Regions from separate parts of the Homo sapiens genome. Here region 2 is linked to region 1. Evidence: chromatin loops called from intact Hi-C (ENCODE). Cell type or tissue: PC-3. All regions are shown on one strand. Links, peaks and the distances in the headings refer to the core of each region. The heading gives the core; the rest is flanking DNA. Region 1 overlaps KCNMA1 (potassium calcium-activated channel subfamily M alpha 1). Region 2 overlaps KCNMA1 (potassium calcium-activated channel subfamily M alpha 1).

Region 1 (15,867 bases), core at 5,116-13,115:
TGATCTCCAAAAAGTGTGATTCTATAACAAGAGCAAACATTGACAGTGAGTCAGATACCTCTGTAATCATTTTTAAATCACTCATTTTATTCCCACAACACCTTACATGCGGTGGCCATGGTTGTCCCCATTTTACAGATGTGGCAGCAGTTGAGGCACAGAGAGCTTAAACATCTTGCCGAAGCTCACCTAGCAATGAGATGATGGAGCCGCGGTTGAAATTTAGGCAGTGGAACTCCAGATGTGTGCTCACCCTGCCCTGTTCTGCCTCCCTGGAAGCACGCTCAGCCATGGCTCTGGCTGCCTCTCCCATGCTGCCCCCGAGATTTCATTCCCTGTATGCCTGAACGTCAACACAAGTGTCTTTCTTCTCAGTCCCATGGAAACGGTTCCTCCACCATTACGATCTGAACTAAAACAATAAGAAGATGCTATGCAAAAAATGAACCTGGGTGAGTACTGAACACTTTAAAATGCAAGACTTTACTAAGGCTAAATAGAATTGAAAGCTATAGCCTCAGAAGAGAATGTCACAAAACCCTGACACAGTGAAACAATTACATAACTAAGAAGTGAGGGGAAAGGATGGGGGAGAAAATGAAATGTCATTTTCTCTTCTTTCACAGCAGAAAGTTCATCTGTTTTACACCAAATTAAAAAACAAAGTTGGCCGGGCATGGTGGCTCACGCCTGTAATCCCAGCACTTTGGGAGGCCAAGGTGGGTGGATCACGAGGTTAGGAGATCGAGACCATCCTGGCTAACAGGGTGAAACTCCGTCTGTACTAAAAATACAAAAAAATTAGCCAGGCACGGTGGCAGGCACCTGTAGTCCCAGCTACTTGGGAGACTGAGGCAGGAGAATGGCATGAACCTGGGAGGCAGAGTTTGCAGTGAGCCAAGATCACACCACTGCACTCCAGCCTGGGTGACAGAGCGAGACTCCATCTTAAAAAAAAAAAAAAAAAAAAAAAAAAAAGTTAAATGAAAACATGACTCTACCTTCATCTTTTCTCCTAATTGCTTTCTCATATTCATATCAGCATGTCTTAGGAGGTAAAAGTTACAAAGTTTAGCGATTGCTTCATTTTTCTCCAATTTTTCTACATTCAAGTGAAATCACCTTTGCAAAATTATGACAACAAGAGAAATCTGACAGAGCTGACTCCCTCTTGCTTCCAACTTCCAAGCTACCCTTAGTCATTCCTGGGCATAGGCCAAGCTAACTTTGGGAGGAATTTATAGTTTAACCTTTAAGCAAGGACAGTAATAGCCCTTCCCAAAACTAAATTGTCCTTGTAAAACTAACGAAAGGCCATAAGGTTAGGGTTATAAGAGGTGCCTGAATTCTGCTAACACATAAGCGCAGTTAAATGATAACCAGCCATTGTTCTGGAGGTCACAGATTTGTAACTTCCTCAATTACTCTTGTAAATAACATCACTACTGTAGAACTGAAGACTGGCCCTGGGAGATGTTTTTCAGACTTCTGGCATTTCTGGCGAGTGACTGACCCCACCTGGACCCAAGACTCATGACTCAGCCAGTCCTGTGGTCCCCACCCAGAGGACTCAACACGAGTGGACTGTTTTCCATACGCTTGTGGTTTTACCCCCAAGCAATCAACATTCCCTGTTCCCTAGCCCCCTGCCCACCAAACCATCCTGAAAAACTCCTAACCTCCTAGCCTTTGGGGAGACTGATTTGAAGGATAACCCTAGTCCTCCAGGGTGGCCAGACTCACATTAATTAAACTCTTTCTTTACAGCAATACTGCCATCTCACTGAATTACTTTTGTCTGTGCAGCAGACAGGGAAAATCCACTGGGTGACTACACAAATAAGCTTAAACTTAACAGTTTTATTTTTTAAAAAAACATGTAGGCCAGGCACAGTGGCTCATGCCTATAACCCCAGCACTATGGGAGGCTGAGGCAGGCGGGTCCCGAGGTCAGGAATTCAAAACCATCCTGGCCAACATGGTGAAACCCTGTCTCTGCTAAAAAATACAAAAAATTAGCCGGGCATGGTGGCAAGTGCCTGTAATCCCAGCTACTCGGGAGGCTAGTACAAGTTCATTTTATATAAATTTCTGTTTGTCTAACTTATTTACTTATCTACTGTACAGAAAAATATCTAGAATGATCTTTATCCAATGTGATCAAATGTTTTATGATATTTGCTTTGGTTTGTTGGACACATTCTTCTTGGCATTTTCTGTGTTGCTTCCATTTCTCTTAAATGAATATGTTGAGTTTTTTAAATAATAAAATAATTATTTTGAAAATACATAAGGAAGACGTCCAGACTTGCTTTACTTGATCATATGAAATAAACTCCTCTTCACGCTGGAGCAAAATAAGAGCACTCTTATCTTGGGGGTTTTGGAAGTATTTCTGTGGTTTCTGGGATGCAATATCTCAGCCAGAAAAATAAGCCCTTCATCCTGCCTTCAGCGAGGCGAGCCCCACAGCAAGGGCCAAAGTCTAGGAGGCCTGAGCATGAGGCTGCAGTGTCTCCAAGCCCCACTGCCTTTAATGGGAACAGCGTCCTGGCACCCTCTCCAGGATCACAGCAGTGAGCTCTGTCCTCTGGTCACCTGCGCCACCAACACCCTGACAAGGTCCTCCTCCTCCTTAGCGATGGGCTGCCTCCTTTCCCACAGCTTCTGGTGCCCCCATGGGTTGGGGGCAGGGAGGGAAGTAGCAAAGAATTAAGAATCAGATCCAGAGAAGCATGTGGTCATATCAAAGAAGGAGTGTAAATAGCTCCTATACAATGAGGTGATCAGATCTCTAAGAGGCTCAGGGAAAATAATCAGGAATAAGTGGAAAGACAGAAATGAAACTGAACAAAAGAAAACACTTTTAGGGAGAAGGAAGTTTGAGGCAGGTCATCATCCTCAAGAATCTTCTTTGAGGCAAAAGAGCTGTATGCCATGAGGAGAAAATGATACAGGCAGAGCAAGAGAAAAATAATGACCTAGTCATTGGCTCAAGATTAAAAGCTATAATAGACCCTTTGATCCTCACAGTAACTCCTTTAGGTAGTGAAGGCAAGAGCTCATCTCCTTATTATAGGTGAGGGTGATAGGATTCAGAGACTATAGCTTGTTGCTCAAGGTCAAGCAGACTGGTGCAGGTGCAGCCTGGACCACAAGGAGGTCTCTGGACCTGATCACTCGGCCATGGGAGTCTCCTCTCTCTCCCCTTCCCCCTTTTCATGGAAGTGAGAGTTGTGTGAATCTGATATTCCCCATAGTCCCCCCCTCCATGATTCCTAGTTTGCTCCCAGCTCCTCTCCCCTCTCTAGCTCCATAACTGGGGTCAAAGCCAGGCTAACTTGAGAAGCTGAGTGGAAATCTCATTTTTGGCTTGCTAAGAAGTTGTCTTGAGACCCCTTTGTTTCATAGGGAGGAAGGTTTCCCAGCAGAGGTTAAGTTTTGTGCTCAGGTTTAAGGCATGAGTCAAGGTCAAGCTTCGGTAGTTGCCCAGGTTTTATTTCAAGGGAAGAAGGAGTTCAAGGTGATAGCTCTCTTTGAGGGAGGGAGGAAGGGAGGACTGTGTAGTTGTGGATATGGTAGCCTGGCCAGCCAATGCGTAAGTGTAATAAGTAATCCTCATACTCTCACCCCATGCTGCAAGAACTGTGGTAATAACCTTGAGCAACGGCACACCCTTCCTCCTAACAACACAGGTTTAGGCTAAAGACATTATCCATTAAAAATAACCACATTTTATAAACTTTGTGTTGTGTGAGTTTTTTCCCCATTCTTTTTTGAAGCAACTGGCTTGGTACATAAATTACACTGTGTGCTAGAGAATATATGACACGGCTGTGAATTACAAGGTCATAATTTTACCAGCAATTTTAGATGCTGCCATAAACCATCCAATGTCTGAGAGAGCTCTAATACATTTTGATTTTTTTCCTAAGCCCCCAGAATGGCATTCTAGGCCAGCTCTTAAAAGATGCTTCATTTCTTGCTTTTGTTTTAGGAAAACAATAGCCAAGTAACATCATCCGCTCCTTTCTTTCTTTTCTTCCCTATAGTATCGTTGCCTTTTATTTTTTTGTTAAATTACTAGCATCTATCTTAGATAGATGTTCCCTCAGCCTTCTTATGGGAAAGATGGGCTTATGTAGGGCTTTGAGTGAGCAAAGTTCCCAGAGCCACACCATTTTGGCCCAGGGCTTGCCTAAAGACATAACGAAGTGACCTTGGACCAGGTGGTTCTGTTCAGTCTCAGGTGGAAATGTTTTCCCTGGTCTTCTGTCCTTACCTTCTTCTCCACTTCAACTTAAGTTACACCTACATCCTTGCTTTTCCCCTAATTTTCAGGCCTTTGTTCATTTGCAAACACTTGCCCTCAGTTTGACCTGCCTATTCCCCCCTCCTGTAGCTAACAAATTTCTACTTCAGACTCCAGGAACCAGCCAGAACACCACCTCCTTTTGGAAAGTCTTCCCTGGGACACGTCAGGCTGTCTCTTTTCTGCCTGTTCCCCCAGCACTCTCCTGCCATATTCAATGCAACACACTGGAATTCTTTACTTACTTCCTTCTCCCCCATGAATGAGCTCACCAGCCCTTGTCCCTTTTCTTTTGTTCATTCATTCATGTCTAAATTCACAAAACATTCATTGAGGGTTCCTTTTAGTAACTTCAGTAAGACTTGACACAGTGCCTAGAATGTGGTAATGGGAATGTCTGTTGAATGAAACAAAATGAGCTAAAAAGAAATAAGTGGATGGAGGTGGATGAATCCCAACTACTGTGCATCTGCAGGACACGGTCAAAGAGAAGGTCCCTAACAGGGTAACTGGGAAGGCTCTCCTCCTGTTCCCCTGCTCTTCTCCAAGGGTGTCAACGGAGTAAGTCCTGCCCCAGAGTAAATCCACTCCAGTTACTATAACCACGCACTGAGGATCCCTCAGCTGCCTCCCTATATGATCACTCTGAAATATTCACACCAGTCCACTTCCTGGCTCCCCAAAGAAGGATGCAAATTCCTCCCCCTGCTCACCTTTTTCTCTTGTCTGGAATGCTCTTGGCCCTCCACTCCACTTAGTTAAGGCTTTTCCATGTTTTAAGACTCAACTCAAGTCCAGCTCCCCCAGCAAGTCCCTATGGCTACAGGCACATCTGCCTACTTTTAACTTATAGCATATACTACATGTGGTTCCTAATCAGAACATAACTCATCCCATCTGAATACAGGCCTAACTAATTGGCGTGCACTGAGGGAGCAGGGGCAGACCATAGTTCTCACTGCTGAGGGGGAATGTGACTGGTTAAAAGACCTCTAAGTCTAGCCCAGGCTATGCTATTTACTACTTGTGTGACACTGCAGACCTCTTGGAACATCCTTGCCCATATCTGCCAATTCAGAGATAACAATAACATCCATCTCACAGAGTTTATCAAATACAGTAATGCTTACAAAAGGTTTTCACATAGTTGAACAGCTGTGGAAATGTCATGTCTTATAAATGCACCTAAGTAAACTCAGGCAACCCTAATAGGCCCTGGTTTTGTTAGTCATTGAGGCCACTCCTTCCATATGTTATGTTCCCTTGGCACTGAGCTTCCTTTCAAATTAAGAATTGAATTGATTCATGCAGGTGACTCAACAACTCATAATTTAGATCTGCTTTCACTCTCACCATGAAATACACACAGACAGCTGACACCATGCTCTTGACTTACGAGCCTATTTTTCTAAAAGGCCCAGTCCCTCCAAGGCTCTTTCATCCACTCAATATGGTCAGCCACAGGCTTGGTTTGAACTGCCTGTTGATAGAAACATTGTCTGTCGGCTCCATGGTCCTTGACCACATGACAGCCTTCAAGGACAGATGTGGGATAAGGAAATAAATAACAGCTGTTTTACTGACACTTGTACTCATTCATTCAGGCCAAGGTGAGAAGGATGGGTAGGATTCTTCATATGGACTCACTGGTATATCCTAGTGAGTTTTGTTTAAGAGACAGGGTCTCTGTGTTTGTCACCCAGGCTGGGGTACAGCGGCATGATTATGGCTCTGAGCAGCCTCAACCTCTTTGCCTCAAGCGATCCTCCTGCCTCAGCTTCCCAAGTAGTTAGGACTACAGGCATAAGCCACCACGCCCAACTACTTTTTTTTTTTGTAGGGATGGGGTCTCACTATGTTGCCCAAGCTGGTCTTCAACCCCTGGGCTCAAGCAATCTTCCTGCCCTGGCCTCCCAAGCTGCTGAGATTACAGGTGTGAGCCACCATGCCTGATGGAGTTTTAATAGTAGTTACTGCATTGCACCAGCCAGATATTTCATCTGAGAAAAGTCAGGCACACTAGGTTCCATCATTCAATTACTATCCTATTAAGCTGAATTCAGTTATGAGTGTGTTTAGAGATGTGCATGTATCTTGTAGTCAACGCATGGATAACATGTGAATTCTATCCAAAGCAATAAGTGCTCTGCATACATTTAAATGCATGTCTTCTCATGTTTACTCTTCTGTAGTATTATTTAACTATTTATTCATCTTTTGTTATATTGACTTATGAAAGACTTTGAACTCTTGTTGTAGAAAAGGTATTTGGAATTCCCATATCTATAACTAGATTAAGCTACTCTAGGCTGAAATTGTGTCTTACATTTCACAGTATACCATGCACAACAAGCAGAGTGCTATGATCCATATGTATCTATTGAGTGAATCATTTATTAATCTCAAATTACATCCCCAAATCCTGTTCTTTCCTTCCTTTGCCTTTTTTTCCTAGATATCAAGAAGCACACTGATTCTAGTTAAGTAGTTATTACTTTGAGCTCAGTTAAAGATACTAAATATTGGCACTCTTGGTGGCCCCCATTCCAAGCATCCTTTTATGTAAAAGAACTGTAATCCTATGAGCAAAGACCTGTAAAACTGACTGCAGCTAAGGGAATTATGCCCCCATGCAGATAATGCTGTGGACCAAACAGTTCCGATAAGCAAACAAAATCTCTCAGACAATTATGTTCTTGTTTAAGGCCGTTTGCCTTGGAATTCCCAAAAGGATTCTGGAGGATTGCAAATTTGCTGGGGATGAAGAAAGAAAGTACTAGCTAGAGTTTAATAGATTATTGGATTAAGACAGGCCAGAAACAGTCAAACAAGAAAAGTATTATGCAAAACCTTCTAAGGTTCTAATCTCACCTTATTTCTATTTTGATTAATATTTTCCTGGGAAAGAAAAGATGGGGGTTTTTGTTGTTCTCTGACTACAATCCAGAGATAACATCTTTGCCTCCAGTTTTCATCAAGATAAAGACCTGGAAGACCCGAGCCAAAAGGAAGGAGCTGGAATTTTTTTTAAATCTTTCTTTCTGGTCTTTAAGGAAGTTATCTGAAAACCCACTGGTACTCTCCAATGGGTAAAGAATGAGACAGAACTAGCAGAAAGTGTTAAAGCATTAGACAGGCAAATTAACTTAGAGACAGTGGGAGAATGATTCCATCTCCATTGATTTTCCAGTCTGTAAATATGAAATGCTGGAAGGATACTTGTGACATTTGGAAAGTTTTATCTAGAAATCTCCAATTAATTTTAGAGTGCATAGCATACATCAATTAAACAGACTGCGGGGTTCATATTTCCTACACGGTCGTGACTCATCCTCGGAAGATCTGACCCATCAAGGATAATGATTTCATCTTGATATTGGTGACTAATATTTCTGTTTGTATGTCCAGTGTCTGCTACAGAGCCTGACATAGAGTAAGTAAATGCTCAAACATATGGATAAATGAATCAATTAAAAACCTCATAAAATCTTTACCCTATTAATCTTCCTCCTATAGCAGGGGTTGGTAAACTACAGCCTGTGAGACAAATCTGGCCACCACCAGTTCTTGCACAGGACACCAGCTAAAAATGTTTTCCCCCTACATTTTAAAACAGCTAAAAAAATTAGAATATTTTATGGAATATGAAAATTGTATGAAATTCAAATTTCAGTGTCCCGAATACAATTTTATTGGGACACAGCTATGTCCACTCTTTTACCTATTGCCTATGGCTGCTTTCATGCCACAGAGGCAGAGTTGAATGGTGGTGGTGGAGATCATACAGCCCCTGAAGCCAAAAACATTGACTATCAGGCCCTTTATGGAAGAATTTTGCTGACCCTTATTCTATAGAATGGAACTTGGGAACCCTTATCATTTGTCATTCATTCCATTGTTCACTCAGTGGCTATTTACTGAGTATCTCCCATGCGTGCAGTGCTCTGTCCCATTCTGGGGATAAAACAGAGAGCTGAGAAAGATCCCTGCCTTGATGGAACTCACAGTCTGGGTCTGGAGCAGCAGAAAGAGGCTCATCAAGTAACCTTCCAAGCACCTTTGCAATCACAACAGTGAGGAGAGCTAAGAAATGGTACATGGGGTAAGCTTCCATGATGTACTGATGGTTATGCTAATTACTAAAGACTGTCAAATCAGGACCCAAATTGTCTAGTGCCAAGGTGGATGTCTTTGCTCCTTCCTTTTTCTGCCCTGAGACACTCTTCATTCTCAGTTGGGTTTCCCTTTTAGAATGACCTGTGACATGTGTCTTCTCCTCATGTGACACTCTTCCTCTTTCTAACCCCAGCACCTAGAACAAAGCCTGACACACGGGAGACACTCAGGGCATCACTGTTGAACAAATGAAAGAATTAATTCATTAGGAGAAGAAATGTAAGCAAATTCCTGGGCATCCCCAGGCCCCAGTTTTCTCATCAGTAGAATAAGAAGGATATGATGTACTCAAGCCTCCCAGCTCGGCATTCTGCAATTTGTCATGTCCTGAGAGCTGGACTCATCTGGCTTTCTGATTCACTCCTCTCTGTGGACATAAGGCAGACTCCCTCTGACTCAGCAGCCTGATGCATCTTCCTGAGTGACACATGAACTCTGCCCAAGGCAAGGCGGCCAGCCCCAATCCATTCCACGGATCACTGCTGACAGTGAATGGGAGTATACCTGGGGGTTTTAGCCAAGGTCTGCTCAAGGTCTTTGGCATAAAGGGAGGCCAGGTTGAACACACACCAGCAGGAAGAGAGATGACCTTGACTTCATAAATTGGCCATAAATTAGAGCTAAGAATCAGGAAGATTCTCCTTCCATGCACATTTCTAAATGGCAGTTTCAAGGCAGGTGGCTATTTTAAAACACAGACACAAACTCATAATTCACCCTCTTTGTCCCCCACCCTCCTACATGCCATTGATCTTTCTTTTTTTTTTTTGGAATCCTGAAACATGATCTTTAAGAAAAGACAACTGGACTCCAGGATTACTTCCTAGCTCTTCCTCCTCTAGAAGCCACCATTTCTCTTCGCTATCTAGACCCCAGGGAAGTGGCTTTGGCAAAAGCACATTTGCACCCATGGATCATTTGGTTTTCTTGTCCTGTTAACTGCCTGGTTCTGCAGCACCCAGAGCCAGATAATAGAGGTGTTCCTTCACCAGCCACAGCTACTATCAGGATCCCTCTTAGTCCGGAGGTAACAGAAGCAACTGGTTGAACGTGTTTCCTCCTGGGAAATCCTAAATGTTCCATATGGCAATAGGGAATCTAGAGTTGTGTTTCTCCTTGTATTAGGGATATTTTCCCTCTTTCAGTTTCTTCCCATTTTTTCCCATCTAAAATATGTTTTTTCCACTTTGCTGAGATGAAGACCAGCCAGAGAGTCAAAGGAAATGACAGACATGCCATAATAGAAAGAAAAAAATACAGACTTCTGAAGAATGAGTTGATTCATGCCATGAAAACTCACGATAAAAATATTCACTACTTTTTTTTGGCCACTTGTCATAGTGTGCTGCCTCTGCTAGGCAGCTGAAAGTGTCTCATATGAAAAGCTCTATTATCCTCCACAGAAATGACCTTTGGGACCCACCCAACGGTAGTCAATGGTAATATTATACTAACTTGCCCCCCAAGAGGAAAGAATGAAATAATAATACTTAAAATATGAATGCAGAGAAGTCCTCACTTAAACACAGTACTTCTGGTTCATAAATCAGTTCTGACACATTGAAGTACACATATGATGACTAGACGCAAGTTTATTAACACATTTTCTTTCTTTTTAGGTCTGAGAAACATATCTATTCAGAATCCATACATTTGTTCATTTTTTGAAGCTGACAGCTTGATAGGCAAAAAGTAAAGTGACAGATCATTTCAATATTTCTTTTAAATTCAAAACCAATTCAGTCAAAAGACCGAAGGAAAATATTCTACGGAGATAAAATGATAATGCAAACAATTGAAGACAGTCCTTTATTTTAGTGAAAACAGGTAATGTCTGTACTCTGGAGTCGGGCTGACTTCCTCCTCTTAACCTGCCCTGCAAGTCCAATTAGAATGGTTTTCTGCGGGGAGTTGTTTTCCATTTATACTTAGCCCGAACACGTATACCTACTTTTCAAACTCTTAGCTATTCACTTGACATTTGTCTTCTTCAGTCTTCACTAAATAGTCTTTGGACCCTTTGGGAGTCTTATAAGAGTTATTTTCTGAAAGTTAAAAACGTAGGACCTTATTTCGGCAGAGGTTAACTAAACCAGGCTTCAAAGAGGATTCTGAGGGCGACAGCCACTATAATGTCCATTCCTACTTTCCTTCACTAGGTGGCAGCACGTCACAACACATTTTTCAGAACAGTCTGGGGAAAATGCAGTTGAGCTAAAGTGAGGTTGGGGAGTCTCTGCGGGCTATGGGAGGAGGATACACATTAGGGCAGGTCAGTGCATGGAAAAGCTGGCGACACTTGTGTTTCCTATAGGTCCCCTTTGTTCCCAGTGGAGCTGGGGCCCTTCGTCTCTAACAAACCAGAAGTACTTGTACTAATGGAAGGGAGGCTATTTATTTCATAAAATAAATATAAACAAACAAGAAAATTGAAATAAGAAGTCCTCTGACCATGTGCACGTTGCTCCAGACACCAAAACATGAGAAAGCACTTCTGACCCAGTTTGTAAATTCGAGTTATAGTATTTTACGTTTGCTAAAATATTCACCTACCACAGTAAGAATTTTTGTTTATCTGATGCAACCTGTTTGGTGTTATAGGCAGATGCTAAGTTACAGGCTTTGTGGTGGATACTGGGCAACAGATGTGGTAAGAAGGGGAGCAGCCCAAGATGAAATTTCCTCCAAAACACCAGAGGTTCCTGTCTCAAGCAGAGAAATCATAATACTGCAACACATACTAGTTTGCAAAGGGCAAGTCGCTATGGCCAAAAATGATTGATTCAGAGGAAGAGGAAGGGAAGGAAGAAGAAAGAGAGGAAGAGGAGGGGAAGGACATGGAGGAGGGAAAAGAAAAGGAGAAGGAGGGAGAGGGAGAGGAGAAGGAGGAAGAGGATGAAGAGGAAGAAGAAAAGAAGGAGGGGAGGAGGAGTTTTAACTGAATACTGTATTTTTGCCTTAATGTAGGAAAGATGAAGGGGAGAAGGAGGTAACTGCTAGTGGACATTGAGAAGCTGTCAATACAGCAAGACCTTGCCAAAGGTTGATCAATAGCCTCTTTTTAAAATTAATACATAGTAGATGGATGTATTTTCAGTGTCTATGTGATAATTTGATACATCCATATTGTCAAACTAGGGTAACTGGGACATCCATCACCTTAAAATATTTATCTTTTCTACATGCTAGGAACATTGAAATTATTCTTTTGTAGCTATTTTGAAATGTACAATTGATTCATGTTAACTTGTCACCCTAATGTTAACTGGTCACCCTACTGATCTATCAAACACCAAGTCTTATTTCTTCTATCTAAGTGTATATTTATTCCCATTAATCAACCTCTCTTCATCCTCCCCTCCTTCCTACCCTTCCCTGCCTCAGATAACTACCAATCTACTCTCTATCTTCATGAGATCCCCTTTTTTTTAGCTCCCACATGTGAATGAGAACACGCAATATTTGTCTTTCTGTGCTTGGATTATTTCACTTAACACAACGACCTCCAGTTCCATCCACGGTGCCACAAATGACAGGGTTTCATTCTTTTTCATGGAACAGCCTTCCTTTGAAGAGAGACATTCACTCTCCTGCTAGAGACAGCCTCCACCTGGCCTGCTTCACCCATTTGTTATCTTCTTGTCCCTGTAAGCATTTGTGTTTGCAATCTGGGGTTTATAGATTCATCTTTCCTATAGTAGGGCTAAAATATCTTAGTTTAAACTCCAAGCCTAGGACAACAGCTGGCACATTACACTTGTTTTAAGGTTTGTTGAGTGAATGATGATAATAATAAAGATGATGATAATAATGAAACCGGCAATATTTATGAAGTTTCTTAACCAGGGCAGAGACTAGGGTAAGACAGTGATGCATCCAGGGAACAAAATTGAAAGGCACGCTCATTTTCTTTTTCTTTCTTTCTTTTTTTTTTTTAATTTTGAGACAGGGGCTGACTCTGTCCCCAGGCTGGAGTGCAATGGCATGATCTTGTCTCACTGCAGCCTCGACTTCCTCGAGCAATCCTTCCACCTCAGCCCCCAAATAGCAGGAACTTCAAACATGCAGCATCATGTCTGGCTAATTTTTGTATTTTTTGTAGAGATGGGGTCTCACCATGTTGCCCAGGCTGGTCTCAAACTCCAGGACTCAAGCGATCCTCCCACCTCAGCTTCCCAAATTGCTGGGATTACAGGCATGAGCTGCTGCACCCAGCTGAGGCCCTCGCTTTCAGGGTCACTTGCTTCATCTTGCTCCTAGCCTATTTATAACATAGGCCAGTTTTCTTTACATGATTTATCTCATTGGTAGGGCTTTTAAACATTTCTGTCTCTCATCACATGTATGAGTTACTACTAAACCGTGGGTATATAGTAGTAATTAAAAGCTCAGGCGCTGAGATCACAAAGATGTGAGTTCGAATTCTTGCTGTATCACTTGCTGAAGTCATACAGCAAGTAAGACAGGTCACACAGGTCACCTCTCCAAGTTCCAAGTTCCTCTACCTGTGTGTTAGGATTAAATGAGATAGGCCGGTAAAGAGCTTTGTCCAATACCTGCCACAAAATATAGTCATGCATTGCTTAATGACAGGGATGTGTCATTAGGCAATTTTGTCATTGAGCAAACATCATAAAGTACACTTAGACAAACCTAGATTGTATAGCCTCCTACACACCTAGGCTATATGGTATAGCCTATTGCTCCTAAGCTACAAATTTGTACAGCATTACTGTACTGAATACTGCAAGCAACTGTAACACAATGGTAAGTTTTGTGCATCTAAACATATAAAAGATACAGTAAAAATACATATTATAAGCTTATGGGACCACCATTGCATATGGGAATTGTTGCTGACAGAAACATTATGTAGCAGGACTGTACATAGCAGCTATAATAATAATAACAATAACAAGAGCAAAAATAACTTATTTTATTCCTATTACATTTATAAGGATTTCAGAGAAAAATTCATGTTCAGGTCATCAAAATTGATTAGTAGCTATTGTATGCAAAACATAGTGCCAGACATTTAGAGGAATATAAAAGAATATATAACATAGCTGCAAATCTAGACCAGGGATCAGCAAACTTTCTCTAAAAAGAAAGATAATAATTTTTTAAGGCTTTTTTGGGTCCTATCTTCTTCATGTCATTGCCATAAACAATATGTGAACGAATGAACATGGCTATGTTCCAAGAAAACTTTATTTACAAAAACAGGCAGTAGGCCAGAGTGGCTAACTCCTGATCTAGTTGATGAGTCAGGACAGGTACATGTTACTTATAAAAACACAACCACATCAGAAGATCACCCATGATCAAAAGAGTGGCTCAGACTATAGTGGTTTTGGAAGAGGCAAGTAACAGGATAATAACTGGTTGAGTGCAGGTAAGCAGAGAAGACAAGAAAGCAGCTGCTAGACAAGAAACTACCAAAACCATGGCGATGGAACATATCTGAGATTGGGTAGGAGTGGTTGGTAAGTAGGCTGGCTAGAGTGAAAATGGGAGAAATTCACAAAAATGCAAACAGGGCTGGAGAAGAAGGCTAGGTGAGAATATAAAGAAGGAAGACCATGAGACTGAGTTTTTTGTTTGTTTAATTTAATTTAATTTTTTATTTTTATTTTTTTTTTAAGATGGGATTTCACTGTATTGCCCAGGCTGGAGTACAGTAGCACAACCACAGCTCACTGTAGCTTCAACCTCCAAGGCTCAAGCAATCCTCCCACCTCAGCCTCCTGAGTAGCTGGGACCACAGGTATGTGCCACCATGCCGGGCTAATTTTTTAAAAAAATTTTTGTAGAGACAGGGTCTCACTGTGTTGCCTAGGCTGGCCTCAAACGATCCTCTTGCCTTGGGCTCTCAAAGTGCTGGGATTACAGGAGTGAGCCACCACACTCAGCCAAGTTTTTACAAAAAGGAAGTATCTGCTGTGCTCCCAATCTGGCCAGTGAGGTTTGCAATCCACTCAGGAAATAATAAGCTAATTTTACCCTTTATGAGCTGGGTTGCTAAATTCCTACCTGGCCTTAAAGGGGTAAGTCGAATTTAGTGATTGTGATATGGGAGCAAAGTGTCACCACACTAGTGTTTGGCATTTATTTCGAGTGATATAGTGTGTCTTATGAAAAATGGGCCAGGCACAGTGGCTCACACCTGTATCCCAGTACTTTGGGAGACCGAGGTGGGCAGATCACTTGAGGTCAGGTGTTCAAGACCAGCCTGTCCAACATGGTGAAACCCCATCTCTACTAAAAATACAAAAATTAGCTGGGCGTGGTGGTGGGCACCTGTAATCCCAGCTACTTGGGAGGCTGAGGCAGGAGAATCACTTGAACCCAGGAGGCGGAGGTTGCAGTGAGCCAAGATTGTGCCACTGCACTCCAGCCTGGGCAACAATGCAAGACCCAATCTAAAAAATAATAATAAAAATAAATTTAAAAAAAAGAAAAATGGAGCTCTGCTCACCACCTATCATCTGTTCTTACTCTCATGAGCAGGCTTGGGCCCAGGCCTGGGCATCTCAGTGTCTGCAAGTGAGATGACTGGGAAAGAAGATTTGTTCAAATAAGTCACCCTGCTATTGGAGAGAGGCTGGACCCTAAGAGAGCCCTTCCCTCGAGGAGCGGGCTGAGATACTGTATCCCTGGGAGAAGGTTGGAGGTGAGGCTCCATCCCTGGGAGAAGGTCGGAGGTGAGGCTCCATCCCTGGGAGAAGGTCAGAGGTGAGGCTCCATCCCTGGGAGAAGGTCAGAGGTGAGGCTCCATCCCTGGGAGAAGGTCAGAGGTGAGGCTCCATCCCTGGGAGAACATCGGAGGTGAGACTCTAGGGATGAGTTAGAAATTTGGCCTGGGACCTCCCTCCGCCCCTCTCCTTCCCTAATCTCCAACACACCCTGTATCTATTTTCCTGAATGAGTTGACCCTATCCTAATTTCAGAGAGTTTAGGAAGCGATATCAACCAAATTGGCTCTAGACAAAATACTAGTGACTAATAAAGTCAAGCAAAGGTGCTCATTCTTACTAGTAACCAAGGACTTGGAATACCTTAGAAGGGGATTACAAGTGGAAGATCCAAGAGCTATGGGAAAAGGGTTCTGCTGTTCAAGTTGAAATTGTAATATGGAATATCATAGGATGAGTATATCTCAAGATGTAAATGACTCAGATTTTAATCTCAAAAACATATGAAATAAAGGATTACATTAATAAGAATACTGATATTTAGGAGCACAAAATAGCAAGGTTTACTCTAATACCAGAATCCTGGAAACTTGCATAGCAGCTACAACTAGAATTCAAGTTCAGCCTCACCGTGGGCTGGACCAGCAGATCTCAAAGTGTGGCCCCCAGATCAGCAGCAGCAGC
Region 2 (15,867 bases), core at 5,145-13,144, 78 kb after region 1:
TATCTCTTTTACCTAATAAATTCGGAGGACCGAAACAGCTCAGGGCCCTTGTCCACTAGAGGCGAGGTGCCCCCAACCCCTTCTTCCAAATATACTCTCTTGTCTTTGACTTTTATTCCCCAGTTAGCCCCACTTTGTTCAGTCCACCAGGGATCATGGCAGGTTACAAGTGGCACCCCGAACAGTGACAGAATCAGGTGTTCTACAATAAATTAGAACAGTATTAATGACACTTGTAACTTTTTTTAGCAACAGAAATCTCAGATATTTACATATAAGATTACAATTGTTACAGGTATCTCAAAGTATTACTTATATTAATCCTACTTTAAAATGATGGTGGTATATTAGAATTATTGCTGGATCTTCATAAAAATGCCCTAATCAAGAAGCAAGCAGACTTTATCATAATTTGTTTTTTATAATCTGATAACTGATTTTAACATAATCTATTTTCTTATAATCCAATGTTTTTATATTATGCCTTTATAAATAATATTTTTCTGAGAAAGGGGTCATAGTCTTCACCAGACTGCCAAAGAAGTCCTCAGCACAAAACATTTAAGAAACCCTGCTTTTTCCATTACCAGTTTTATTTTCTTCCCAGCACATGGCATCAACTGAATTTATCTTATTTACTTGTCAACTTGTTTACGGTCTGTCTCTTTCTGATACTGGAATGTAAGTGCTTAGGGCTTAAAATAGTGTCAGGCACATAATAGCCATTCAATAAATATTTATTGAGTTAATTACGGAATCAGCAGCAATTTTCTAAACAAGAGCTAAATCATTGGCTTAATGAAAATAAAGACTACTGATACCAAATTAGTGACATGTAATCCATACTGAAAATTATTTTACATTTATGCCATCATCATCATTAGATTTAATAAATGCCAGCATGTCCTATGTGCTGTATTAAGTGCTTGATGCACAGTATCTCATTCACTATTCTCCATACTAACAACCAAGAATATCATTAACCATACTTACAGTTAAGGGAACTAAGCCTCAGAGAGGTTAATTTCTCACTCAAGTTCACATAGCTAACAAATGACAGAGTTGGGATTTGCAACCAAGCCTACCTGCCTTCAGAGTATTGATTTTTAACTACAATAAAACACTTCTAAGAGAGGAGGAATTTTCTTCCTGTTCAACTGAGAAAGCTAAGATCCTGTGAAGTTAAGAAATGTGGCCCAGAACGCAGAGTTCAGCAGAGATTTCCAATAAAATGTTCTTTCCACTGTTCTCCTTATGAGCCACAGCAGGAAAACCCCTTAGCAGAACTGGGTGCTATCAGGTTGCCTCCTACGAGAAGATGAATTTTGGAAGAAGCATAATTAATACTAGCAGGCATTAACTGAAGCCTGTTCTTTTCTTTCCTGGGGTCCAGTCTGCTTCTCTAAATATTAGGGCTTGGCCTCATTCAGGGCATTAAGGACTTCATTAGGCTGAAATCCAAGTTAATTTGATTGCACAATTATAAACTGTCCCTGGCTGGAGGTTGTCTCATTTGCCAGGTTGCAAGGGGGCAGCATGGCTGGATGACATGCTTTTGATCCCCAGCTTGAAGTTTCAGTGCTTTCTGGCTTTGACCTCATCAAGTTTTACAGAAAGGAAGTTAAATTGGAGCAGGGAGACAGATATTCTCCTTACTAAAGTTGTCACGGGCACACAGAGGACCATTCATCAGGTCTGCAAAGAAACAAGGCACAGGAAAAGTCCTGGTCACCCGGAGGTGGCAGCAAATGAGATCTAACCAAAGGTCCATTATGCCCAAGGTCACTCACCCACATGGCAAGCATACATCCAGGCTGACCCCTTTCCTCTTTCCTGTGCCTCATTTTCCCCTTACTGGCTAACAGGTTATTCAGCCCGGGTATGCAGAGGAGCCAAGGGAAGGAATAAATCGCTTCGTTTTCAACAGGGATTTTGTTGACATTAGTAGAATCTGGAAGCATCCACTTCATGGAGTAGCATTTTCCTCTCCTCTGCTATTCATGCAAGTGATCAAAGGACCCACTTCCAGCCTTCCTCAAGAGAGGCCTCTCCTCCAGCCAACAAAGTCCCTTCACTGACTATTTTTGTAAAGACATTAACTTTGCCCAAAGAGAGGCCTGGCCTTGTCCTGAGCTTCTGGGAGGCAATGTCTAAGCCCTTGGAGTGTCATGCCTGATAAAAGTGTCTTTTCCAGGGGTCTTGGGCTGGCCAGATAGTAACAGTGTTATTTTGGGTAGGGGCTGACCATGCCAGAAAGTCTAACAATGTCATTTATGATGGAGGCTTTGGGTTACATGGTATCCATCCACCTCCAGGGGAGCAGGGGACTGAGGCTGGCCATGAGGGCAGTCATTCAAGTTTACATGATCCAGTCCCAGTAAAAACTTTGAACTCCGAGGCCCGGGCGAACTTTCTCGATTGACAGTACTCCTTGCGTGTAGTCACACATTGATGCTGGGAGGTAACACGATCCATGACTCCACATGGAGGAGATAATGAAAGCACCATATTTGGATCTTTCCCAGACTCTGGCCTATGTACTTTGTCCTTTGGTTGATTTTAATCTGTATCTTTTCCCTGTAATAAATTGTAACCGTGAGTATAATAGCCTTCAGTGAGCTCTGCAGTCCTATGCATTATCGAACCTGAAGGTGACTTGGGGAACGTGCCAAACCTGCAGTTGATGTCAGAGGGAGGATGGTCTTGGGGACTGCTCACCCCATGCCCCTCTTCTGCAGCATCCAAATTCTACCCATGCCTTGGGACCCAACTCTAGCCTGCCATCCTTCCTTAAAGTTCCCTGGATTACTGCAACCAGCAAGTATGCTGGCTTCTACACTAAAAGCTAGTGTTTCTTAAACGCTTTTTAGCAAATTCCACAGTAAGAAACAGAGTTTACGTCACAAATCAGTACATTTATACAGTATACATACGTTTATACAGTATATATACATTTATACAGTACATAGATCTATATATGTAATGGAAACAAAAGTTTCATAAAATCAAATTGAACTTCTCTAGCTATATTTCCATCTTGGGCTGATCAATCTCATGTTTTATTTATTTATGTATGTACTTTTAGAGACAAGGTCCCACTCTGTTTCCCAGGCTGATCTCAAACTCTTGGCCTCAAGCCATACTCTTGACTCAGCCTCCTGAGTAGCTGGGATTATAGGTAAAAGCCACCATGCCCAGCTGTGTCATCTTTTTTAAATGCTTGTTTTTCCTTTCACAAACCATGAATGAGTTGAGATTGCAGTTTTCAGAAGCACAGGTCTCGTCCATTATTCTGATAACCGATCTCTTTACTGCCTTACAATACATCTTATTTTGTTTCTTAACTTCACTGTGTTTATATCTCATCTCTCTCAAGACCTGATTAAAAGTTTCAAAACAGACCTCAAAAAGAACAATACCAATAATATCTAATACTTTTTTTGGTCATGTTCAAGCTGGGCACTGTACTAAGAGCCTTTCCATGCAGTGTCTAATTGTTTCCACACACTACTATCAGGTAGGTATTATCCACTATGACATCTCTCATCACCACTTTCACCCCATGTGACAAAGGAAAGACTTCATAGCTTGGAAAGGTTAACTGGCTTGCCCAGGACAGCTACAAAGTAGTAGAGCCAAGTAAGCCAAGAAGGTCTGGTCTGATTCCAAACCCTGGTGTTCACCACTAGGCTCCTTCCTCCCCACTTTCTTTTTGCAAAATTGTTTTTTTAAAGACAGGGTCTCACTCTGTCCCTCAGGCTGGAACACAGTGGTGCAACCAGGGCTCACTTCTGCCTCAAACTCCTGTGCTGAAGCCATGCTCCCACCTCAGGCTCTTGAGTAGCTGAGACTATAGGCACATACCACCATGACCAGCTAATCTTTAAAACATTTTCCAGGGCCTCACTACATTGCCCAGGCTGGTCTTGAACTCCTGGGCTCAAGTGATCCTCTTACCTCATGTGAGCCACCCTGCCCAGCTACATTCCCACCCATTTTCATTCCCCGCCAGAGCTGCCCAGCAGACCTTTTTGCCCCAGAGTGGAAAGGGCACAGATGACAAATATGAATATACAATTCTGGCCCAGTGGGCTCAAAGAGGAGGGAGTTGGCAATGTTTCCTCTTCAGCCAGCATTCTTTTCAAGCAAAGCTCTGTGACCTTCTACCCGAAGGCAGCGCTCTCAGGCCTGTCTGTTGCGGTTCCCCTCACTCATCTCAGGAGAGTCTCCTTCCAGAATGCCAGGCACCCCTGCCTGCCTCCCCACTGCCTCGCCTTCCCTGCACCAATTAAACTGTCACAGTCGGCTGGCTTGGAGGCAGGTGAGGTCAGGAAGAAATCTGAAGGAAGCTGGGAATTCAGATGAGATGAGGCCTCCTTGTGCTGAAGCTCCTCTTCTGTTTTCTGTCAAACTGGTCTGAAGACTGATTGGATGAGCCCATAGAGATCCCTGGCGACTCTCTACACTCACCTCTTCCTCTCCAATGGAGGGTGAGAAATACGGCCTTGTACAGAAGTGGCAGCTTTTGCATCTGTTTGGGTACCCAGTGGTCCCTAGTTCCTGGTGCAACAGCAGTGGGTCTCGGGTGGAATGATTTTGGCTGGAGATTGTTTGCATCCTGGAATCATTGCCTAAAGAGGAATTTGTCCTCTACAAACAAGTGCTAACCCACAATACACAAGAGAAGCAAATCAAAGAGCTCTTAGGCTTGGCCTAATAGATGCATCTTGTCTTACCTACCCCTTTTAGTGTTGTCTGTTATTGGAGGAAGAGGTAGGAAGCCCAGGGCCTCCCTCCCAGAGTTTCCTTAGCATCACCTGTCATTGTTGAGATTTTGAATGCATTGCAGGTTAAGGGACACTTGATCAAGAAGGGAAAACACAGCAGAGACTTTCACTTAGACATGTTTTGTATGTCATGCAGGGAAAAGTTCCCAGTCAACCTCTGCTTAACCTTCGGGTTTGAAGATGGCCCTCTGGCAGTCACCTGATCTTCATGGCAGAAGAAACAGGAGTGAATGAGCAGATGAATCCATCTTAAGAGAATAGAAATCCTTAGTTTGGGTTTCATTGACCAACTATAGGGTACCTGGCAGGCAAAATTTTTGCAGCTTTCATCCAATTCCCAAATGGGTGTTTGACCCACAAAAGAACCACCACCAGTCTACATGGTAATATACATACATTGCCTTCTATAATTTTACTTGCTGTAGCTGCCAAATCTTATTCATACTTCCTCCAAGCATAAGCACATGCATGCACACAGACACAGCCGCCAAATGCACCCTCCTTGTCTACTCCTCAGCCTCACCTCGTACCTGATAACAGATTGTACTCAAAGGCACTGGAAGACCACATGGCTGCCTGGAGCACCTTTCAATTATTAATGCTGTTCTTTAAAGGCCTTGCCTTATTATTTCTACTCATGCTATTATGAAGAGGGCAAACTCCTTAATGCACTCCTGTGCCACTTCCTCCCACTGCTAGAGGAAAAGCACATGCTAGGTACAGTCATCTAATAGCATCCACGTTATTTTCACCTTCTCTGCACACTGTCCCTGCAGTTCTCTCTGGGGCCTCAAGATCAATTGTATCTCAAACTGGGCCATGGGTTCATTTTCTGCATTTTCTGGCATGGAGTGAGGGTAGCGGGTGTATGGAAATTCCAGCTCTCAAATTACAAGGTGGCAGGTCTCTGCATGGGTGTGATGAGCAACATGAGATAGGTATCCTTGTTAAGGACAACTGCATTCTAGTAGATTCCACCATCAGAGGTCCTGGAGCCCTACCTACTATTTCTTCCTGAGAGTGTCCTGATAGGTAAAAGGTGGTGTGAGTGTCTTCCACGGGGAAAAGAGACTGATGAGGCAGCTCTACTGAAATGGCAGTTGATATTAATAGGGCCATCTACTTCCTACTTTGAAAATATCTGAGCTATAAGCTCAGACGCTACCTATCACTAACTGCCAAATTTCCATGAAAAAGGGTCAGTGATGAAGTTGTAGCCTAGACTTGGGACCATGTCTCAGGGGAAAAGTCTAAGTATGCCTCCGATTTTGTTTTGGAAGGGACGACACCGTAAGAATTTCATCAGTAAATATTAAATACAAAGTTCAGCAAATTGTGAACTTTAGGGTTCATGAAAACTAAAGCCAGGATTTATCCATGTCAACCTGTACCTTATACCTACATATGCTAGAAACTAAATCAAGTTTCATACAATGTGCCCATTTAGCTAAGTAAGTCAGAGGATAGTTTCCAATAATTACTAACACTTACACACTTAGTATAATCAACTCTTCTTTGGTCAAGTTAATATCCTGGCAGAACAGACAGATTTGGGCCTCTCTTCTTATAAAAAAAGAATCTGACAATTTAAGGGGCATATGTTCACTTCCATTTATGTCCTGGAAAATATGCCCTGTGACTTAGCAACCATGTTTTAAAAGCTCTTGCAGTTCTTAAACAAACAGAGTGTATGTTTATGAGCTTCTAACAACGTTATTTTCAGAGATGATGTAGAGTTAGTGATATGTAGCTCTGGGGCTTACAGTAAGCTGTAGATGATTTATTGGTGTGGCATACAGTATTTGCCTCGAGAAAAATGGAAATTTAAGCAGTGTTTGAAAATGTGTTAGATGGCAAACGACCCGGGGCACCCTGAGACCAAAGGCTTCCCATCTTAGAGAGAGAAGGGGTCCTTTTTGGCAGATGGAGGAGCAAGGGTTAAGAACGTTTCCTGGCACTCAGGGAGCACAGCCAATTCAAGACCAGAAAGAGAGACAGTTTAGAATAGAGGCTGAAAACAGGAGGCCCAAATCTGGCCTGCAGAGGTGTTTTGCTTGGCCTGCAAGTACTTTAAGAGTTTTGGATTTGAGGCCAATATTTTAAAATTGGAGATTCAACATAAAATGCAGTATTCTGTCTCCTCTTTGAAACACAGGAAGATCTGGCCACTAGAGCCTGCATTTCTGCATAGGAACAATCAGCTGGACCTGGGAAGCCACTTCAGGTGAGGCTTCAGCTCTCATTGCAGTCCTCACCAGATCCGCCTCACTCATTTCCAATGTCTGCCCTTCCCTGTCCAGATGAATTTGCAAACATCAGATGAAAAAAATGTTATTTTGTACTGTTGCACTCTCAGCGAACAGATCTCTTAAACCAGTAAGACTCATTGTCAGATAAAAGAATGGAAAAGGCACATGTTTTTCCAAAACTCGGGAGAAAAGCAAGACTATTAAGTTGTCTTAAAATTTTTGTTGTATCCATTGTTTTGAATGCTGGGTTGCTGAAGTTCCTATTTCCCAAAGCCAAGTTATCAGACAGGGCTTAAAATAAAATGCTTATTTTAATTTTCTCATTTGAAACAATTAGACCACATTGAAGGGGTTTAGTATAAGGCATCTGTCTCTGAGCATGTTTTCTTATCTGTGAAAATTTCCAGAAGGATGGGGCTGTTGGAAAGGGAGAAATAAAGTCAATTTCTCCAGCAGGCAGTGCAGGCACAGTGCCTGAGGCCACTGTACTTATGGGACACAAAAAAGTCTAAATTTTAACTTCTTTAAAATCAGAAGAAAATAAATATAATAATAAATGACGAATAATAACAACGAATCCAGGCTGGGCACAGTGGCTCACGCCTGCAATGCCAACACTTTGGGAAGCTGAGGTGGGAGGACTGCTAGAGCACAGGAGCTTAAAACCAGTCTGGGCAACACAGTGAGACCCCCCCATCTCTACAATAATTTTTTTTAATTAGCTGGGCATGATGGTGCCCAGCTGTAGTCCCAGCTACTCGGAAAGCTAAGGCAGGAAGATTACTTGAGCCCTGGAGGCAGAGGTTGTTGTGAGCCATGATTGCACCACTGCACTCCAGTCTGGGAAACAGAGTGAGACCCTGTCTCAAAGAAAAAAAAAAAATTTGCCAGCCATGGTGGTGCATTCCTGTAATCCCAACTACTCAGGAGACTGAGACTGAAGGATCACTTGAGCCAAAGAGGTCAAGGTTACAGTGAGCTATGATCATGTCAGTACACTTCAGCCTGGGTGACAGAGTGAGACCGTGTCTCTAAAAATAATAGTAATAATAACAACAATAATAAATCCAGCCTGGATTATATTCATTCTTATACCAATGCAGCCGCAAAATATAATATTTAATATTCTTATGGAAGAATTGGCTCAACAAAGCCAACGTACCTAGAGTCCATGGAAATCACAGCACGGAGCTGGAGGCAAATGCTGGTCTTCAGGCCAACAACCATGCCCACACTGTGGCCTGTTTGCGAGCAGCACAAGCTCATTTTACTGCAGACTCTCCTCCCCATCATGCCCCTGTGATGCTCTGTATGTGGCAAGTTCGTAACAAGACCCCTGCAAAGCACGTCGCACACTGACCTCAGTTTCAAAAAGATGGAGTGGATGCCATTCAGATGCTTCTGGAAATTTCCAAATAAAAATTTCCAAAAGTTTTAATCATCTATCATTGGACAACAGGTATTACTGCCACTGGATAGAGTCCGCTTCTCTGATTATTTTATGCCGTCCCTGAAGCATTCTCAATCCCTAATCTCAGTAGCTGATTTCAAGGCAAGGTTTTGCTTGACTTTAGCGTATACTGAAAATCACAAAGCCCGAGTACAGGCCATAATGAGAGTCTTCTCTTGTGGACTCCTAGAGTTGAGGGCAGACTGAGTTTTCTGTCTATTCAACTCAAAATCTCCCCTACAGCCAAAACATGTTATAGCATCCAGCTATCTTTTCAACTCCTCAACCTTCAGCACTTACTGTGTGCAATGCTCATATTAGTCATTGATATATTGCTTAGCGATGCCTTACTTGTTCTTGTTTTGTTATCTTATTTTTCCTTTATATATGGCTGGACTTCCTGCCCCTTGTAAAAATATGTATAATTTAAATGTCTTAATGGAAAAGATCTAGCATTATACATAAGTACTCAAAATTCCCCAGTACCTAGCAAAATGCCTTATACACAGTTTGTACTCAGTGGAGAGCTATTATCTGATTGGTACCTTTAAGGCCACAGGTACACAGACAGCTCTCAGCCTCATCTCTGCTACTGTGATGAGCCTGGTGGCCAATTCCCCCATGCTCTTCTTCTCCACTTAATTTTTAGGCAGGACATAATTGTTTCCTACACACACACACACACACACACACACACACACACACACACAGAGTCTTTCTCTCCCTCTCTCTCTTTTCTCCCAAATTCTATGAACAAAGACATATGCATCAAAAAGTCCCAAGGGCATTGTTGCTTTGAGAGTTCTATTTTTAAGCCACAAATGACTCATCACCAACCAGGGTCTCCCCAAAGCTACATGTGTCAGGCTGTCAGGTCAAAAGACAAGGGGTAAAAGACAAGGAAGAGTTCACATCTCCTCCAGCCCATGAACCCCATGATAAAGCTGTAAAAGCTGCCACCACTCCACACACCACACCACACCCCTACCACAGTTGTGTTAGGCACAAGCACTGCCCTTGTGTTTGGATTAAACTGTTCTGAGCTATAACATTTCGCTCCAGCTGGCTCCTATCCTGATCTCTCAGCAGTCTCTGAATGCATGTCAGCCTGTGACTATAGGGAAAGGCCCAGTGCCATGTGACAGGGAGGAGATGCAGCCCTCTTGCGGTATAAACTCAGGCTTGTTGTAGAGGACAGAAGTAACTAGTGGGCTAGTGGGTCTGAAAGGGAATGCATTTCTTCATTTGCCCTGAAACAATTATTCTTTTAAAAAGAATAAGAGAGGGCTGAGAGAGTGCCAGGTTGTCCAAAGCATTCTTTTTAAGTTTTGGAGAGTGGCGAGAAGGGAAGAAATAATTCATCCTAATTTTGGAAGGCAAAGTAGATAGGGATGTATAGACATAGTTATCAGATAGTGTTTCCACAGGGGAAACAAGTGAGCAATTGGGCAAAATGTCCTCAAAAGTTATGCATAACAAATTCCAAACAGGCCAAAACAATGTGTTCAGCTCTTCAATGCGTTCAGCCCTGTGTTACCCTTCCACAGTGGAGCTGAACTCTTAACTCTTACCCATCCCCAACTCCATGCTGAAACAGTACAAAAAAGAGAGGGAGACAGTGGGGAGGGAGAGAGAGAGATTAGTAGGAGGGTCATAAAATCAAGGAATTCAAGGCCTCTCACCAGTGAGGATGAAATAAACTAATCCCACGCAGCCACCTGGCTGGATTTGATCTTTTCCACCTGGGATTATCTTTGTTCTTTCCCATGGCCCTAAAGTTTCCCCCATGATAAGGGCCTAGAAGTCCAGAATTGGCATAAAAAGACAATATATACTTTGCTATTCAATGAGTAGGTTATCATGTCTTTGTTCATTTCTGTATTTAGTAGAAAGAACCCAGGAGATCAAGTAGAAAAGGACTGGGAGAGAAAAGTTCTATCTTCCAGCTCCAGCTCTGCCCCTGGCTGGTCGGATGACCTTGAGGAGGTCCCTCATCCTCATTCCTCAGGAAAGGATGCTGAGGCTCAGAGAACAGTGGCACCAGTTGGGATCCAATGCCTCTTTGACTCTAATACTATATTCTACAGTTGTCTTTTGTGGCAGACCTGAAAGGTTCAGCTCAGTCCTCCTGTCCTTTCCTAGCATAGTCCCTGATTTCCCCAATGAAAGCCAAAGATAAGCAGTTCCCTTAATGCTTCTAGATGCCATTGCCTACGATGCCTAGGTACCACTTGTGCAATGACAAATAAGCAAGGAAGACAAGATTTCCTCACCAATGTGGAAGGGAGAAGGAGGAAGGGTGCTAATGCTCTGAACTTTGACGTAAATGAAACCAATCTGTTTGACAACCAAAGAACAGATCCTGTCCCCAAAATCTACCTATATGGAGACAAGGACATATAAAGAAGTTGACTCTGTTCCTTGGCATACTCTCCACCTGTCTTCTCTACCAGGCTTTCACTCGATTCCTGAACAAATGGCAATATGGAAGGTCAGATGAGCTAGGAAGGCTGAGTTAGAGTTACTCTCATATCAGAGCACCAAGTGTTGCTATTAAAGGGTACATTCTGAAGGGAGACAAGACTTCCCATTGGAGTTATTTACAGCCTCTTTGCCCTGAAGGCATCTTCTCTTCCACCATCCCTGAGTGGGCTCGGCTCCTCTACCATCTGACATTCCATTCTTTCAACAGCTGCTGGCTCTCCTGTTGTGTTCCCTTCACAGATGTGCAGTGCCGTTCTGAACATCCTGCCCTTGAACTTTCCCTACCCATAATTTTCCAAACCAAAGCCTGGCAATAAAAATGTCAGTGAGGGATGGAGAAAACTGGGGGGAGTATTTTAAAAGGAAAAAAAAAAACAGGGAGGTGCTTTGCACACAGTGATTTGTGTTGACTTCTTCAACAAAGGTTAAATGCATGCCGTGACTTCTCAAAAAAGGGCATGAAGGCAGACAGCTGGAGCTAATTTTCCAGAACACTACCTAGAAAGGCTGTATTTCATAAAGGAACTGGTTACAGAGTAGGCTGGTGAGCTTCCTTTTCCATGTCACAGGCTGCCCATCTCATCATGCTGCAGGATGGGGTACACTAAAGGGGATAGTGAAAGCTGGTATACACAGTCCTTTACAGTTTAAAATGCGCTGTCATGAATGGGATGGGATCTGTGCTGTCCTCACAGCTCTCCCAGGTGCCTGTCTTGGGGCTGAGCACAGGAGAGGCAGTGGGTCTACACCTGTGCCTAGTCAGTTTGAACAAGGCTGGAGAAGGAAGCCAGATACTTTATGACATTTCAAAGACCTCCATCCTATGTGGCTCCATTCTTTGGGGCCAAATTTTCCTGAAGTCCATTAGTTTGATAATACCAACTCTCTGGGCATATAAACATTGCATAACATAATGCAAAACTATAACAAATCAACTAATTCTGTAACTCTCTAAAAGAGATAAAAGAATGTATCTCATGGGGAAACAGCATTTCTCATATCTATTTCAGTATGCCAAATCACAAGGACAGATTAGGTAAGGATAGGAAGGCCAAAGAGTCTTTCTACTTGGAAAGACACCCCTAGGTGGTGGAAGCTAATGAGGAACAATCAGCTCTCCTTGTTTTTTGTTCATTTGATCCTATCTCATTGCAAAATGCTGCCACTCCACTGAGATAACAGAGAAGCTGGTCTCATCAAGCCATTATTAGGAAGAACTGAATCAAGGCCCAAACAGACATCAGACAGCACCTGACCCAGGGCAGTGTCTTACATGGAAGGCCTGTGATAGGAGCCTCCTACGTACCCACAACTGCACACTTGGTTCTCAGGGTGAGAAATGGAGAAAGGGAGAACAAAAGAGAAAACAAGACCAGTGCATTGGCAGGATGAGGTGATGCAACTTCCCATTCTTGCAACATCTCATTAAACCCCATCAGTTACTTACACAATCTGGAAATTTACTTCTTGACACTTAGAAGAGAGATGGCTTTAGAATGAGCCATGCTGGAATCTAATCCTGGCTCTACTGCTTACTAGCTACATAGCTTGGGCTATGCCTGCAGCTTCAGCCTCCTCATCTGTAAGTGGGAATAGTAATACCTATCCTAAGAAGTTGTTAGGGGAATTCAATGAGGTTGCATGTGCTATTTTTGGTAAAGTGCCTAGCTCTGTAGCTCACAGACAGTACATAATCAGTGAATGTTAGTTCCCTCCAACGACTTGCCCTCTCTTCCCTTTTGAAACAGAATTTCTAGGCCAAGGGATGAGAGACCAGGCTATGTGAAGACAGGGGAGGGAGAAACTACTGGGCAACTAAACCAGTTCTGCTAAAGCTCTGGACATCCCCAATACATCAATGGTGCCAGTTTTATTTTCAGAGACTATGAAAACAATCTGGTCAATTTCTATCGCAATCTTAAAGATAGTTTTCCTTAACCATAAGCAATTTTACTGCCTGGAAAATATTCAGCATTATCACATTTGAAGATGTTACAAACTAATAAATGAATACAAAATGAATAAATGGGTGAGTGGATGCAAAAGTAACATTTTAAAAGACTGGGGAGAGGCCATTTTCCAATCGTAACCCCACTGTTGCCTTGGCAATTGTGCCCTTGGATGAGATGCTCTACAAAATTTGTGCTGCCATTTCCTGCTCCTTCCTAACGTCCATATCCCCAAAACAGCAGTGCTGATACCAGAAGCCAAGAGCAAAGACTGGCAAAATCAGCAAGTGCCCCCATTGTGTGCCAGCCATTTTGGAGCAGATAAAGTCATTAAGGAAACATTTAACAACGTATAACCTTTCAGCTTTACTCTGCAAACAGCAGGTAGCTTCCCTTTCAGAGACAAGAGCCTGCATTGAAGTCACCAGTGAGCAGGACTTGACCTTCATTTTCAGTATACGCCACATTAAATATTCATAATCCGCGTAACCGTAGCATAAGAAGTAGCAGCGTTTAAACATGAATCAAAGGAATAAATATCTTCACACATGTGAGTCATCCTTTCCCAGAATGCCCCTGGTGAAAATGCAAATACCCAGAGCTCTGGGCCTCTGTCTCTTCCAACTTTCTCTTGAAATTCTGAAAGCTACAGGGACTGCTGCATTATGCAATCCATGAATCTCGCTCTCATGCTGACACTGGTGGGTCTTTGTTTTTTTTCCTTATCTGTTAGATAAGAATTGCTGTTCTTGTGTCAAAGGGAGGAAATAGACAAGGATGGAAGCAGCAATGGTGACATTAGCACCCACAGGGCGTCTGCAGGCACTCTTGACTTGGTTGTACAATTTCTAAAAAATCTTTGCTTCACAAGGATCAGAATATGTGGGAGGACAGGGTTGGCGTTGGTGTCGGGAGACATCAGAATTAGGAACTAAAGTGACGTGTGACATAAATTGGGCAGGAGTCCTTTTAAAAAGAATGCAAAAGAAAGGGAGCTTTTTGTACACAATCCACCTCGTGTGGCTAATTGGAGATCTTTGGGGAGATGGTGTGTGGAGGGCTCAATGCTTGTCTGTGCTTGTTAAGGCACTAACATGATGTCTGACCAAAGACTCAGTCCAGAGGCATCTTCCTCTGCTTGGGTGTTTCTAGAGAGTCTACTGCTGGGATGATAAAGCATAATTTTAGTAAGGTTTAACGTAATTATCTTTGGTTTTCAATTCCAGGAGCTCTGAGGACAATCTGTCTTAGCCAGATAGTAATCACTTGCAGCTACACAAATGAGTCTTCCCTCACAACCACCCTAGGTTCATTAAGATCAGACCCAAAGAAAACGCCCTATGCTGGGATCTGTCTTTGCCTAATGGCCAAAAATGAAAGGTGTGCAGCTGTCTTTGGAAGTGACTTATCCATCACCTCTGGATAGTAAAAAGAGCTTTAAAAGGTTAAAAAGATCATAAACCACCAATGATGACCTTTCTCTGAGCTGTATTGCTAATGGACAGAAGTAAAATAACTACCTAGCCTGCTTGTCCACTTGCACAACTGGAGCTGGCCTGCCTCGAGACATAGCTGGTCCAGCAGACCTAGGGAGCCTGTTTTATACATTAATCGGCATTCCTTGCACTTTTCAAAGGGCTGGGTGCAGAGAGCCTGGAATCTCAAACTTGTGCTACAGGATAGTCCTCAGCATTCTGGAGGGGAGGGGCAGCTCTGGCTAAAATTCACTGAGACAAGCCATTTCACGCATGTCTGTTGGTTTAGATTCACTTGTGGGAAAGCCTATAGACTGTCCCCTGATTCATTTATTTGAAGGGTGTAAATACTAGCTACAATTCATCTGGAGAATTCTGGGTGCTTTTTTTCCAGGGTGATGATTTAGTATAACTTCCACGAGAAGTTTAAAGCTGTCTTTCCAAAATACCCAGATGGCCAGCCAAACCATGAATGTGTAAAACTGGTAACAGTTTTGAATGAAAGACATGGATTTTAAGAATGTACATTCTACTTTCTCACTTTCTTTCCATTTGCATCTTATATGTGGATAGAACTTCATTTTTTTTTCTCATTCACTAAGCTCGATTATAATTTTTTAATAGGTTTCACTGTGTTTTATTCCTGGAAATCTATGGACTTACCATAGAGATGGCTTTAGAGATTCTACACTAATTCTCTCCCAAACTAAAACTGAGCTTGCTTGCCGTCTTTCCCAAGGAAGATGGAAAACTCCCTTGTGCTGAATCCACTGATTGGGCCTGCCACCGGACAGAATCTTCGGATATGCTCTCAGAACAAAATGAAGTCATGAAAATGAAAAGTTTCTATATAAATAACCAGAAGGTCTTCTTATAAACAAAGCCTTGCTATGCCAAATCACACAGTTTAGCAACAGAGAAGAAAGGCTAAAGCTGGGATGAGGCTACGACAGTCCTCAGGCAGAATGGGAATAGCCTTGTTTCTAACCTTATGGGCATTTTTGCCAGGAAAAGGTGAGGACAGGACTGAAGTTCCATCCTTGGGATAGACTATTTGCAAGTTCATAAAAGAAACCAGAATCAGAGAGGACTCCCAGTGCCATCTTCGCCAAGGCCTAGAAGGATCACAATTAAAGCCAAAGGACATTGAGATGGTGTAGGACATTAGGGGAAGAGGGTGCATTGGGGAATTTCATTCCTTTTCATCTTCTCACACGGAAACAGAGAACACCAGGATCTACAGAACAAAAGACTGCCTCATAGTAGACTGTAAAAAAAGACACAATCCAAATCCATCTAAAGAGCATTTTATTTCTGAGAAATACAGAGGGACAAAAGGTTAAAAAAATAAAAAAAATAAAAAAACGAAAAGGGAAGGAAGGTGCTGGCTGAGGCATCTGGACTTCTAACCCATCAACACACTCACCTCCACATTAGGGTTTTCTTTCTCTGGGACATACAAGCTTCAAGCCC

The links. Peaks named below come from ENCODE experiments on the same cell type or tissue, not always from the same donor. Only the 100,000 strongest peaks of a DNase experiment are listed, where the experiment ranks them.
Region 2: a loop joins it to region 1, with 3 times the contacts of the local background. A loop is called at or near these places in 24 of 110 quality-filtered maps.

The regions. Positions count from the first base shown.
Region 1 is chr10:77,155,278-77,171,144 of GRCh38, forward strand. All of the region lies in intron 5 of KCNMA1 (potassium calcium-activated channel subfamily M alpha 1), which reads right to left. Among named protein-coding and RNA genes, the nearest start is that of KCNMA1-AS2, 22 kb to the left of the region's middle. RefSeq lists enhancers at 8,140-9,339, 8,674-8,968. In PC-3, for the core only: no CTCF peak of the experiment used is centred there; DNase peaks (open chromatin) are centred at 5,584, 8,864, 10,664, 13,074 and 3 weaker places; H3K4me3 peaks cover 2,884 bases; H3K27ac peaks cover 1,294 bases.
Region 2 is chr10:77,233,745-77,249,611 of GRCh38, forward strand. The region is part of intron 3 of KCNMA1 (potassium calcium-activated channel subfamily M alpha 1); the gene reads right to left. Among named protein-coding and RNA genes, the nearest start is that of KCNMA1-AS2, 100 kb to the left of the region's middle. In PC-3, for the core only: a CTCF peak has its summit at 9,672 (motif pointing left); DNase peaks (open chromatin) are centred at 6,497, 9,307 and 9,597; H3K27ac peaks cover 2,893 bases.